Linked DNA regions of Homo sapiens: region 1 is linked to region 2. Evidence: chromatin contacts called from ENCODE Hi-C or POLR2A ChIA-PET data. All regions are on one chromosome and are shown on one strand. Each heading gives the region's core, a stretch centred on a gene start or an enhancer-like site at or near the end of the contact. The rest is flanking DNA. Distances are from core to core; before and after follow the strand shown. Region 1 holds the start of DFFB (DNA fragmentation factor subunit beta). Region 2 holds the start of AJAP1 (adherens junctions associated protein 1).

What was found. Hi-C counts contacts between places; a loop is a spot of excess contacts on that map. ChIA-PET counts read pairs that join two places held with the same protein, here RNA polymerase II (POLR2A). Pooled maps may share reads with other maps.
Region 1: a loop to region 2 is called in a map with no recorded cell type, with 7 times the contacts of the local background. The contact joins the promoter of DFFB here to the promoter of AJAP1 in region 2. A Hi-C loop is called at or near these places in 1 of 168 maps with a recorded cell type or tissue (mammary epithelial cell), 1 of 37 single-sample maps with no recorded cell type and 7 of 50 pooled maps. POLR2A ChIA-PET finds 5 or more read pairs at or near these places in 1 of 52 experiments (activated T-cell).

What each region holds. Positions count from the first base shown.
Region 1 is chr1:3,855,978-3,861,824 of GRCh38, reverse strand. It overlaps DFFB (DNA fragmentation factor subunit beta), which reads right to left and starts at 4,349. Exons shown (of 7, transcript NM_004402.4): 1 at 4,108-4,349; 2 at 2,981-3,107. The coding sequence starts at 4,221. CEP104 (centrosomal protein 104) reads left to right here and starts at 4,614. Exons shown (of 22, transcript NM_014704.4): 1 at 4,614-4,936. RefSeq lists silencers at 3,468-3,517, 4,448-4,947 and an enhancer at 4,128-4,307.
Region 2 is chr1:4,653,045-4,658,456 of GRCh38, reverse strand. AJAP1 (adherens junctions associated protein 1) reads right to left here and starts at 3,848. Exons shown (of 6, transcript NM_018836.4): 1 at 3,003-3,848. The coding sequence starts at 3,031.

The sequences.
Region 1 (5,847 bases), core at 3,100-5,599, 800 kb after region 2:
TCAGAAACTAAACACACACCACACAACGCAGCACTGTACTCCTGGGCATTCTCCCCAGAGGCATGAAAACCTACATCTCGCAAAAACCTGTCAAGATGGCCAGGTGCGGTGGCTCACGCCTGTAATCCCAACACTTTGGGAGGCCAAGGCGGGTAGATTGCTTGAGCCTAGGAGTTATAGGCCACCCTGGGCAACATGATGAAGCCCTGTTTCTACAGAAAATACAAAAATTAGCCAGGCATGGTGGTGCACCCCTGTAGTCCCAGCTACTCAGGGGCGGAGGTAGGAGGATCGCTTGAGCCCAGGAAGTGAAAGCTAGAGTGAGCTATGATTGCACCACTGCACTCCAGCCTGGGCGACAGGGTGAGACCCTGTCTCAAAAGAAAACAAGAAAGAAAAAAGAAAAACTTGTACATAATTGGCCAGAGCAGCTTCATTTGTAATAGTCAAAAACTGGAAACAAACAAAATATCTTTCCACAGGCGAATGGTTGAACAAACTGTGGTAAAACCAAACCATGGAATGCTACTCAGCAATGAAAAGGAACGGACTATGGATACACACAACTTACATGCATCTCGGGAGCCTTATGTGGAGTGAAAAAGGCTCATCTCAAAAGGTCACATACTTTATGATTCCACTTACCTAATATTCTTTTTTTTTTTTTTTTTGAGATGGAGTCTCAGCCTGTCACCCAGGCTAGAGTGCAATGGCACAATCTCAGCTCACTGCAACCTCCACCTGCTGGGCTCAAGCGATTCTCCTGCCTCAGCCTCCTGAGTAGCGAGATTACAAGCGCCCGCCACCATGCCCAGCTAATTTTTGTATTTTTAGTAGAGACGGGGTTTCACCATGTTGCCCAGGCTGGTCTTGAACTCCTGATCTCAGGTGATCCACCCACCTCGGCCTCCCAAAGTGCTGGGATTACAGGTGTAAGCCACCGCACCTGGCCCCTAATATTCTTTAAATGACAAAATTATAGACATGGAGAACATATCAGCAGTTGCTACGGGCTAGGGATTGCTGGTGGGCAGGGGTAGGCAGGATTATAAAGGGGAGAACCTTGAGTGATGGATGGGAGAGGGCTGTACCTTGACCCTGATGCTGGTCACAGGAATCTACATGGGGAGAAATGACAGAACAACATGCACATTGCACTAGTGTCGGTGTTCCTGTTTTATATTGTACCACGGTTGTATCTGATGTTGCCTTTGAGGGAAAGGGTAGAGGTACATTGGACCTTCCTATCTGTGCAACTTCCTGGGAATCTGTCATTATTTCTAAATAAACGGTTTAGGCCAGGCACAGTGGCTCATACCTGTAATCCCAGCACTTTAGGAGACCAAGGCAGGAGGACAGCTTGAGCCCAGGAGTGTGAGACTATCCTGGGAAACATGGCGAAACCCTATCTCTACAAAAAATACAAAACAATTAGCCAGACGTGGTAATGCATGCCTGTGGTCCCAGATACTTGGGAGGCTGAGGCAACGGGATCACTTGAAACACGGAGGTCGAGGCTACAGTGAGCAAGGTTTGTGCCACTGCACTCCAGCCTGGGCAACAAAGTTTCAAAATATAAATAAAACAAAAATATTTTGGCCAGGCACAGTGGCTCATGCCTGTAATCCCAGCACTTTGGGAAGCCAAAGTAGGAGGACTTCTTGAGCCCAGGAGTTTGAGGCCAGCCTGTGCAACAGAGGGAGACCCCATCTCAATGTTTTCATAAAAGAAAAGAAAAAAAATTTTTTTTAAGTCTAACAAGGAGGAGGACTAGCGGTCTCAGCGAAGAGAGGAGGATAAAGCGCCAGAGAAAGGAAGGACAGAGAGAGAGAGAGACAGAGACAGACAGAGAGAGCCAGAGACAGAGACAGAGGAGAGAGACAGAGACTGCGAGATGCAGGGAGAGACAGAGAGAGAGCAACGTGCTCTGCTGTCTTTCAACTATGCCCTGAAATGGGAAAGAAAGATAACATCCAAAGGTGAGGCATACCCTGAGCATACCCCTGCCCAGCCCCCACCTCCTGCAGGGGCCACCCCAGGGGGCATCACAGTGATACATTTTCCAGCTGCCTCCTCTAAAAGCACAAGGCCCAGTGGAGAAAGGGGGTTTGCAACCTTGGAGCACACACCAGAGGCGTCACCCCTCAATGCTGACAGTGGAGCCCCCAACACTGTAGCCGGGGAGGTGGCCACATGGATGTTACTCTTCGACTTCTCTCTTTTTGCCCCTTAGGCCAAGGAGCCACAGCTCCATCCCTCAGAGCACCCATGTCCTTCCTGGGCTGCCAGAAGCATCTCCTGGAGCCTGACCCCATTTGCACAACACTGGCCGACCCTCCCAGGTAAAGGCACATGATGGCATCTCCTGCCCCAGTGGCCAAAAGCTCTCTTTTACGGGAGTCAAACAAGCGCAGACCTTGGCATTCGGCTGGTTCTGAAAGGCAGGACTTTGTGTCCTGAGGCTTCAATACAGATGCCCCGAAAGAACCACCTCTCAAAGCAATTGCCCCCAAACTTGAGCCCTGAGGACAGCATCTTAGCAAACACCAACCGAGAACAATGTGAGAGCATCCCACGAACCACCACCTCGTCCTTCCAGAAGGGTGCTCAGCCCAGCAGAACAGAACAGCATCTCTTCCTGGCTCCACCTTCCCCATGAAACTGTGCAGGCCCCAACCCCAAAGCCCTCCCTCTGCTCTTGGGAATTGCTAGGACACCTCAAATGAACGCAAATAAAATTAAAAGATTTTTTGAAGAAAAAGACGACCAATTGAACAGCTGGGTTCATGAACGAGAGGACTGAGGACTCTGCCACCTAAGCGACGCTGACCAGTTCTGCCTCCAGAGGGCTTCCTCCTTGAGACCCGAGAGTTCACAGTAAGGGGGACTCTTCCCCACCCTGATGGGCACCTGGAGCTAAGCCCCCAGGACCTCGGAGAGTGCCAGCTTCCCGCCCACCTCCAAAGTCCTTGCCACTCACAGCCCTGCCAGGCCTGGCCCAAGGTGAGCAGCACCAGCTCGGCGTTGTCGGGAACACTGGGGAAGTAATCTTCCGTCAGCTCCGTGCCATCCTCGTACAGGCACAGCCGGGAACCGCGCTCAGGGAGCTGCAGGGACGGGAGAAGCAACAGGAGGAGGAAGGGTCTCAAGACGAGGGCTTTGCATCTGCAGGCCTCACAAACGACCGGAATGAGCTGTGCTTAAAGAAGCAGGCTCAGGCTGCCGCCTGTATGCCACAGTCGCTCCAACGCCCAGGCAAGGATGAGGGAGCGGGAGCAAGGGCGCCTGACTGCGGGCCGTTCTAAAATACGAAGAGTCAGGAAAAACATACATCAGGGGGTGACTGCTGGCTCTGCAGGATTCACCCTTTTTAAATGAGCTCCTGAGGGCGCTTCAAATAGAGCCTGTCTTTGACAGCGCCGCCTCCCTGCTGCCAGGAGCTGAACACCACCATCCCCAGCACACAGCCGCCAGAGCGGTGCTGGCACACGAAGGAGAACGGTTGGTTGCCTCTGTGCACAAGTGTGACCGGCACGTGGCACTGTTAATTTGTTGGAGTCCGGTTCCCTGTTACTCTGCACTGGTCAGTTTTAGGCATTTTATGGCTACTCCCACCCCACCCGCACCGACCCCGGCAATGCACACCTGGTAACCCTAGTACTGGTCTAAAAAGAAAACCAACCTAGAATAAGGTGACGATTGCAATCCCCAGCTGCGAGGGCTGGAAGGGGCCTGCAGAGCCCACCTAGCCAAGCCTTTCATGTTACTCAAGGGGAAGCTGAGGCCGGACAGGCAGAGCAGCCGTGACCCCGCGTGCCAGTACCTGGCACTCTACCCGGGTCTCCTAGCTCTGATGCAGGGCTGTCCTGCCCGAGAGGTGGGAAGAGGGAAGGGGTGATCCAGGTCGTCCCCCAACCCCCCTGCGTTCTGAAGCCACGCTCAGGAACCCCAGGCTGCGGGGGCCCGGGGTCCTAGCGGCTGAGGCGAACGAAAACTACCCGCCCCGGGCGCCGCCTGCACCCTCCGTTTTGGAAGAGGAAAAGCGGCACCTCCTATTCTCCCCACACGCCTCCCCGACGGGCCGTCCCCGCCTAGCCCAGCGGGCACCTGGAAGCGGAGACAGCCCTTGCGCAGCACCTCCTGGCAGCTCCGGCCAGCCACGCCGAACTTCCTCGGGCTGCGCAGGGCCCGCAGCTTCACGCTCTTGGGCTTCTGGAGCATTGCAGATGTCCTCAAGCCCTCTGGGTCCCACAGGCGGTGGCACCTGCTGCCCAGCTGCTCAGATCCGTCCTCGCCCTGGCCGCAGGGGTCTGCACCTGGTGAGCTCTGCAAGCTGGCACAGGCCGGGTGCCGATCCCGGAAACTACATTACCCAGAAGGCCTGGGAAAAGTGAGGCCCGACGCGGTCTTGTGCGCAGGCGTCGCCCCACGGACACCACATTACCTTACTCAGAAGGCTCAGGAAAGCAAAGGCGCGACGCCACCTGGTGTGCCCAGGTGCCGTGGCCCCGGAAACTACACAACCCTGAGGGCCAGAGTAGCGGAGCCCTCCCCTTGTGCGCAGGCGCGGCCTGGGGTGGGGCGGGGTCGCGCACGCGCAGAGGCCCTGGCCCAGGGCTGGGCTTGGTTGTCATGAGAGTGGAGGCTGCGGCCGGGGCTATGGGCAGAGGTGGCCGGGTCTGCTTCTTCCCTGTCACTGCCGCAGCAGCTTGGGGTGCAAGGCGGCCTGGGGCGGCGGAAGGGGCGCCCCCCGAGTTCCGTCTGAGGAAGCGGCGGCTGCCGAGGAAGTCCACGAGAGCCGGGTCCCGCACGCCCCTGGGGTCCGGGTGCTGAGGCGCCGCCTGGCCGCCTCCCCGGGCCGCGGCACCGCTCCGACCCAGCCGCCCTCTCCACCGGGGCCGCGGCAGCGCCAGTCGGGGCCCTTCCCTCTAAGCAGGTACCTTCCGGGCCGCTGCGGCGCCGGCCCAGGGCCGGAGTGGGGAGCGGGGCGCGGGGCGCGGGGCGCGGGCGCCGCGGGGGCGCGGTCCCCACCTGGGAGCTGGGTACGAAGCCTGGGTGCGCGGTGCAAGCGCGGACGGTGTGGAGTTAGATGCCGGCCTTGCTGTCGCCGAAGAGCCGGCGCGGCCCCGTCGTGCCGTATGCCGGGGAGCTCAGCACGGGTGCTGGGACCGCCTGCCCCGGCCGGGACGGCCCATTTAGCGTGGAATATTGTTTTCAGATCCGGCTTTTCCTCTTCTGGATGCGTAGCACATAGGGGGCCAGTTTCAGATGTGTTCTGCTGAGCAAAAGTTTGAGGAAAATTGCTCTGTCCCTATAGAGATTAAAGTCTGATGGTTGGTTGTTTTTTGTTTTGGAGTTTGTTTTGTTTTGTTTGCACTTAAGTTCAGATTTCTCTGAAGCCCTTTCAGTCGCTAAGATGACTTGATCAGAAACCCATAAGCCTTTGAGACGGTCTCGCTCTGTCGCCCAGGCTGGAGTGCAATGGCACGATCTCAGCTCACTGCAGCCTCCGCCTCCCGGGTTCAAGCGATTCTCCTGCCTCAGCCTCCCGAGTAGCCCGACTAATTTTTTTATTTTTAGTAGAGACGGGGTTTCACCATGTTGGCCAGGCTGGTCTCGAACTCCTGACCTCAAGTAATACGCCCTCCTCGGCCTCCCGAAGTGCTGGGATTACAGGCATGAGCCACCGCGCGCAGTCACACTTAAAAGTCTTCTTAAAAAGAAAATCAGAGACAAGTTTTGTTTCCTAGTCTTGTAACAAAATGGAAGTTGCTACACTGAGTTTCCGTTTAATTTATAGTTAATTGCCTTTTACCATGCCAGCACTAGGAAAAGTGTAGTGAGGGA
Region 2 (5,412 bases), core at 2,599-5,098:
GCTAAAGCTGGGCTGCACAGCCCCAGCTGCCTGGGGACTCTACAGCGAGGATGGTGACAGCCAAGCCAATGGATCCCTGCCATGAGGCCCAGACATGGTACAGCGCGCACTGAGAGGGCTTGGGGAACTGTGAATTATGTCAACACACACACCCAGGGCCTCCCAAACAAAAGGGGCCCCAGAACCTTGGAGCGGGAGAACAGATGGGATGGCCGCAGGGACATGGGCTGGGAATGAGCTCGTGGCACTCTGCTAGGGATCACAGTCCTGAGCGCAACCCAGCAAACGTATTAGGTGGACGCTCGGAGCCCCTGAGGAAGCCACAGCATCTGAGGTCTGCAGCCTGGGAAGCAACTCACAACCAGGAAGCCAATTCCAAACTCTGGGCTGCTTGCTGAGTACGCGCCCCCTCCACGGGTGAGCTCTGAGCTGCTTGCTGAATACGCGCCTCCTCCACGGGTGAGCTCTGGCAGGGCTTGTCAAGCCACTGGGTCTCCTTCCGTGGCTCCCTCTCTCTCAGCTGATGGAAAGTATCTTTGGAGCTCTGCTACAACTATTAAATGCCACCGCAAAAGACACAAAAGCTGCTCAATAAGTCTCAATCTGCTTCTCCCTCTTGGGGGGAAAAGAAAAAAAAAAAGCTCCACATACAGCTCAGTTCCAACACAGACGTAAATAACCAAGCCCAGACTTCGTCTCTGGGGCCGGAACTAAGAAAGCCCACCCCACCCCCACCCCCACCCCCTGCCCAGCAAGTTACACTGCACCTCTCCCATGGTGGAGCAAGCCAGGCCTTCTGCCACCCCAGCTGGAGGCTCAGTGTCTACCTGTCCTAACCAGGCTCCAAGCTTGGCAGCAAGACGCCCAGTGCTCACCTAGGGAGCCGCGGAGTGGCTTGCAAGCAAAGGTGAAGGGCTGTCTTGAAAGAAAAAGTGCATTTCCAGACCTTGAACTTGCAACCCTTTGGCTCAGAGTCCCCAGGTGCCCATTGTGATGCAAAACCACCCAGACCCTCTGGGTACAGGCCTCCTTCTCTGGCCAGGAGACAGCAGTAACAAGACAGAGCTCTCCCATCAGGATCCCAAATAGGTGACAGCTCGTCCTTAAAGGCACACTTACAGAAAATCTCCTGTGCTGACATCGAGGGGGGAAAAACGAAAGGTCAAACTTCAAAAGAACCAACAGAACTATTTCCTAAAGCAAAATCCCAAGATCCGGCTTGAGGATGCTTGAGAGGAACTGTTTTAGTAAATTTCAAATCAAAAGAGAGGCTTCTTTCCAAGATATTTGCTCTTCTCTCCCTTTATCAAAATGTACTCATCTTTTAATCTAGCAACTTAGCAATAAAAAAAAATGTCTGTTCAAATAAGTTGCCATCAGGAATCAAGTGGCAGCTCAGGAAGCAGGTCGGAGCTGAAGACCAGCCACTGGCCAGTGTGGGGACCCGTCTGGTCATTCACAAAGCCTTGGAAGGTCTTGCTGAGACCTGGGACAGTCCGGGGCAGAGCAGGGGATGGCAGGCCTCCAGGGCACCTGGATCAGGGTCATTCCTGCAAAGCTGTCCTCGCTCCATTTTGCCAACATCCCACAACGGTCCAAGCCTAAACCTTATCTAGCCCAAGCACACTTATCGATTCACGCCCGACCAATATCCCACACCCAACACAATCGGCTCCATGATTAACCTTTGAAGCCCACAGCAAGATCGGCCACTGAGAGAAGGGATGCTAATAATAACATCTGACAATGTTCACTAGATGTGTTACACAGTATTCACCTCTGGGAGCAGAATCGGCTCATAAATCAAGGGTCGCTAGAAAACACTTGGCGTCCCAGTCCCCTTCCGATTTCTCAAAATCAGGACACGCACTAGATCCTCCCTCCCTTCGCCTCACTCCCCCCGCAGCTTCATCCCTGAGTGGGGGCGGCTCAAGCAGCGGGCTAACAACTACTGGCCTTTTCGTCCCCAACGCGGGAGCGCAGTGCATCCCAGTGGACAAACTCGAGAACCGCACGCTGCTCTCCGCCTCCACCTCTGTCCTCCCCGCTCGCGGTTCCAACCCGGGACCCAAATGCACGAGCTCGGTGAATGCCCCGGCAGGAGGGCGAGGGCTCAGAGGCAGCCTGCCCAGCAAAAACGACAGCTGTGCTCTGGTGGGCCCTGGGCCACCCCAGGCAGAAGCCAGAGAAGCCCGAGAACCCCGGCGGGCTGGCAAAGTTTGCCGAGAAGGGTCTTTCTGGACACCCCCACCACGGGCTCTAGGCTCGAACCCCCTCTTCCATCTGGCCCTGGAGTCCCAGACACAGACAAGCCCCGGGCGCGCCGGCGGGCGTATGTGCGTGTGTGTTTACAGCGGGGTGGCCGCCGGAGCTCCCCAAGAACCCCAGCTCTCCCGCCCCAGCTGCCCGCCAGCTGTGAGCGCCCGTCGGGCCCGGAGGTCACCCGCAAACAGCTGGGTCGGCAGCTGGGAGCCTGGGAGGCCCCTGCTCAGCCCCGGGGCCCCGAGAAAGGAGAAGGGGGAGCGGAGTGGCTGTTTGGCTGTGGTTTCCTCCAACTCCGCCTGCGAAGCTCTCGCTGGGAGCCCGGAGCTTTAGCTTTCCCCGGCAGCCCCGGCCCCCGCGCCCGCCGCGCCCAGCGGCCGGCGCCTCGCCCCGGGCCCCGGGGAGGAGGCGCGCCGGGGCAGCCGGCCAGGACACTGCGCTGCTGGCTCCTAGAGCTGCGGGCGCGCCTGGCCGGCCCCACTTCCCGGGTTGCTGGGGCGGGCGCCGCTGCCCCGACCCCGGACGCGCGGAACCCTGGAGACCCGGCCGCTCCCCGCCAGGGCCGCGGTGCTGCTCCAGGCTCCGGGCGGGCGCCCCTTTCCGGCTACCGGTGCACCCCGTTGCCCGCTTGCGGGAAGCGAAGAGGGGTCCCTTGATTTGCAACATAGAGGAAAGCGCCGCTTCCGCCCAGCCTGGCACCCACGCGCCCACACGCACCCGGCGCCGGCCGGGTCGCTCACCTGAGTCCTAAAAGCTGTTGAATCCACATGGTCACGTTTCGGGGAGCGGGGCCTCAGACCTGGCTCGCCCAGGCCATCTGCGCGGCGCCCGCGCCCGCTCGCTTCCGTCCCGCGGCGCCGGTCTCCGGCTCTCGGTCCGCCGCCTCCCGCCGCCCGCCGGCCGCGGGGCGCACAGCGAGTCAGAGCGCGGCCGCGCGGGGCTCCATGCCGGCCGGCGCGCCGCCGCCGTTGGGGCGCATGGCTCAGGCTGGGCGGCCCGCGGGGGCGCACATCCTCCGGCCGGGGCGCGGGGCTCGCGGCCCCCTCCGCCGGCGGCACAGCGAAGGCGGCAGCGAGGCGGGGCGTGTTCCGGCGCTGTCGCGGCGCAGCAAAGGGCTGGGGAGCCGCGGCTTCGCCCTCCGGGGCGGCGAGGAGGGAGGCCGGCGGCGCTGCCGCTCACGGTGCGTGTCTCCCGGCGCGCGGCTCTTGCCTCCAGCCGGAGCTCCGCGCCGATGGGGCGGCGCTGCTTAGGGTTTGGGGTGACGCGACGCGGACGGACGCGAGTCCCCTCCGCGCTGCCGGGTCGGGGGGCTCTGCCAGAGGCTCCGCCGCCGATCGGCGCCACTCAAGTTGCCCGGGGGCTCCGTCTGAGCGCTCGCTCTGCAGACGGCCGCGGCCCGGAGACTGGCAGGAGGCGGGCACGAGAGGCGCGCGGGGCGAGGGCGCCGTGGAGCGCGGGGCGTGGGGACGCGCGGCGGCGGCGCCGCGCGGAGGAGGCGCGCGGGGATCCCGGGGCCCCGCCGCCCGCGCCCACCGCGCCCGCCGCAGAGCCGCCCGCGCTGCTCAGCCGCCTCCCTCCTCGCGTCTGCCTCTCCGCGCGCTCGCCCCCGCCTCCCGGAGCCGGTCCCAACTCCGCCCGCCCGGCCCGGCTCACGTCACCCGCCTTCCCCGCCCCTCGAACGGGAGCTCGAGCCCCTGGCCTGGCCCCGGCTCCTGCTCGCCGCCCCACCTTGCGGGGGCCGGGGTCGCCGCGGGTGGTGGGGGGCGCTGTGCCCAGCAGGGGCGACAGCGCAGGCGGGGCCTCCTGCAGCCCCCTTCCCCATCCCCGGTCGCGTCCCGGTCCCCACCTTGCGAAAGGCTCGAGAGAGGCCGCAGGCTAGGATTGGACCGCCGGGCGCCGCCGGATGGTGTTGCCAGGGTAACCGGATGGCACGCGAAGCCGTTCGAGGTTCCGACCCGGTTACGGGGGCGCCCAGTGGACCCGGAGAGCTACTTTGGGGAGGGGGCGGCCCCGAAGAAGGACTGGGTGGGGGCGCATGGAGCGGGGGCTGCGCGAAAAGTTTCCTGGGGCGGAGCTGAGCCACGCGGGCCGCGCAGGAGCGTCTGTCCGAGGGTCGCCTACGAGGGACTCCTCTGCTCGGCTGCGCGGGCTTCTGCGTTGATGAAGTCACCGCGTTCCGGGTCGGAGCTTCGGCGCTTCTGCCCCGAACCCAGCGAAGCCCGGTCCTATGCCCCCAATTACCCAACGGTCCCTCATCGCCCAGCGCAGCTGCTGCCTGGCCAGGCCCTTGCTCCGGAGGAGTCACTGGAAAGTTCCAGGGAATCTGGGCCTCCCGGACTCTCCACCGGCGTTTCACTGCTCCCTTCCCATGCCAGGACTCCTCTGTGCCTACCTGGTTAGTCTGTATTTGCAAAAAACAAACAAAAACAACAACAAAAAACAAATGGGGGGCACTTAAAGGAGGACAGACGCTGGGCGGGGACCTTTCACTGAGAGAAGTGACATGGGGCGGAATCCTCTGCAGACCCGCTGACGCCTTGAGAAACCACGGCAAAACCCTGCTTTTAATCCTCCACAGGCTGAGGGCAGTGCAGAATCCGGGCCTTGGAAAGGACACTGGTGCCACCCTTCACTGGGGAAAGGTGCAAGGGGCGGGGGATATACCATGCCGAGCCTTCGCTCTGTGCTCTGTGCAGGTGCTTGACCCAGGCCAGCTCTGGAATCGCCCCAGGCCATGTGAGAGCCGTGGGGGGTGAGAGGGGCGGGAAGCACTTCACAGGTGAGGCCTCCCTGGGAGGGGCAGCCAGTGAGGGGGTGGAAGGGCAGAGCCAGGAGGACCATGGCTTGGGGCTCAGTCTCCCAGGCGAACCATAGCTTGGGGCTTAAGTCCCCCAAGCAGCCCTTTCACCCCCAGGCCTCCAGGATCTTTGCCAACGGTCTTGAGGAGCCAGGCACAGGATTGGACTCTGCCCGGGCAGGAGGATGAAGACAGTGACTTCCCCACCAAGACTCCCGGCAGAGGGCCAGAGGCAGGGAAGTGTGGTGGCAGGAGGGCCAGCCTTGCCGTGGCTGGACCAGGGGCCAGCGCTTGCTAACTCGGGGTCCTGGCCGAGTTGTGTGGCCTCTCCGACCCTCGGTCTCCTCATCTGT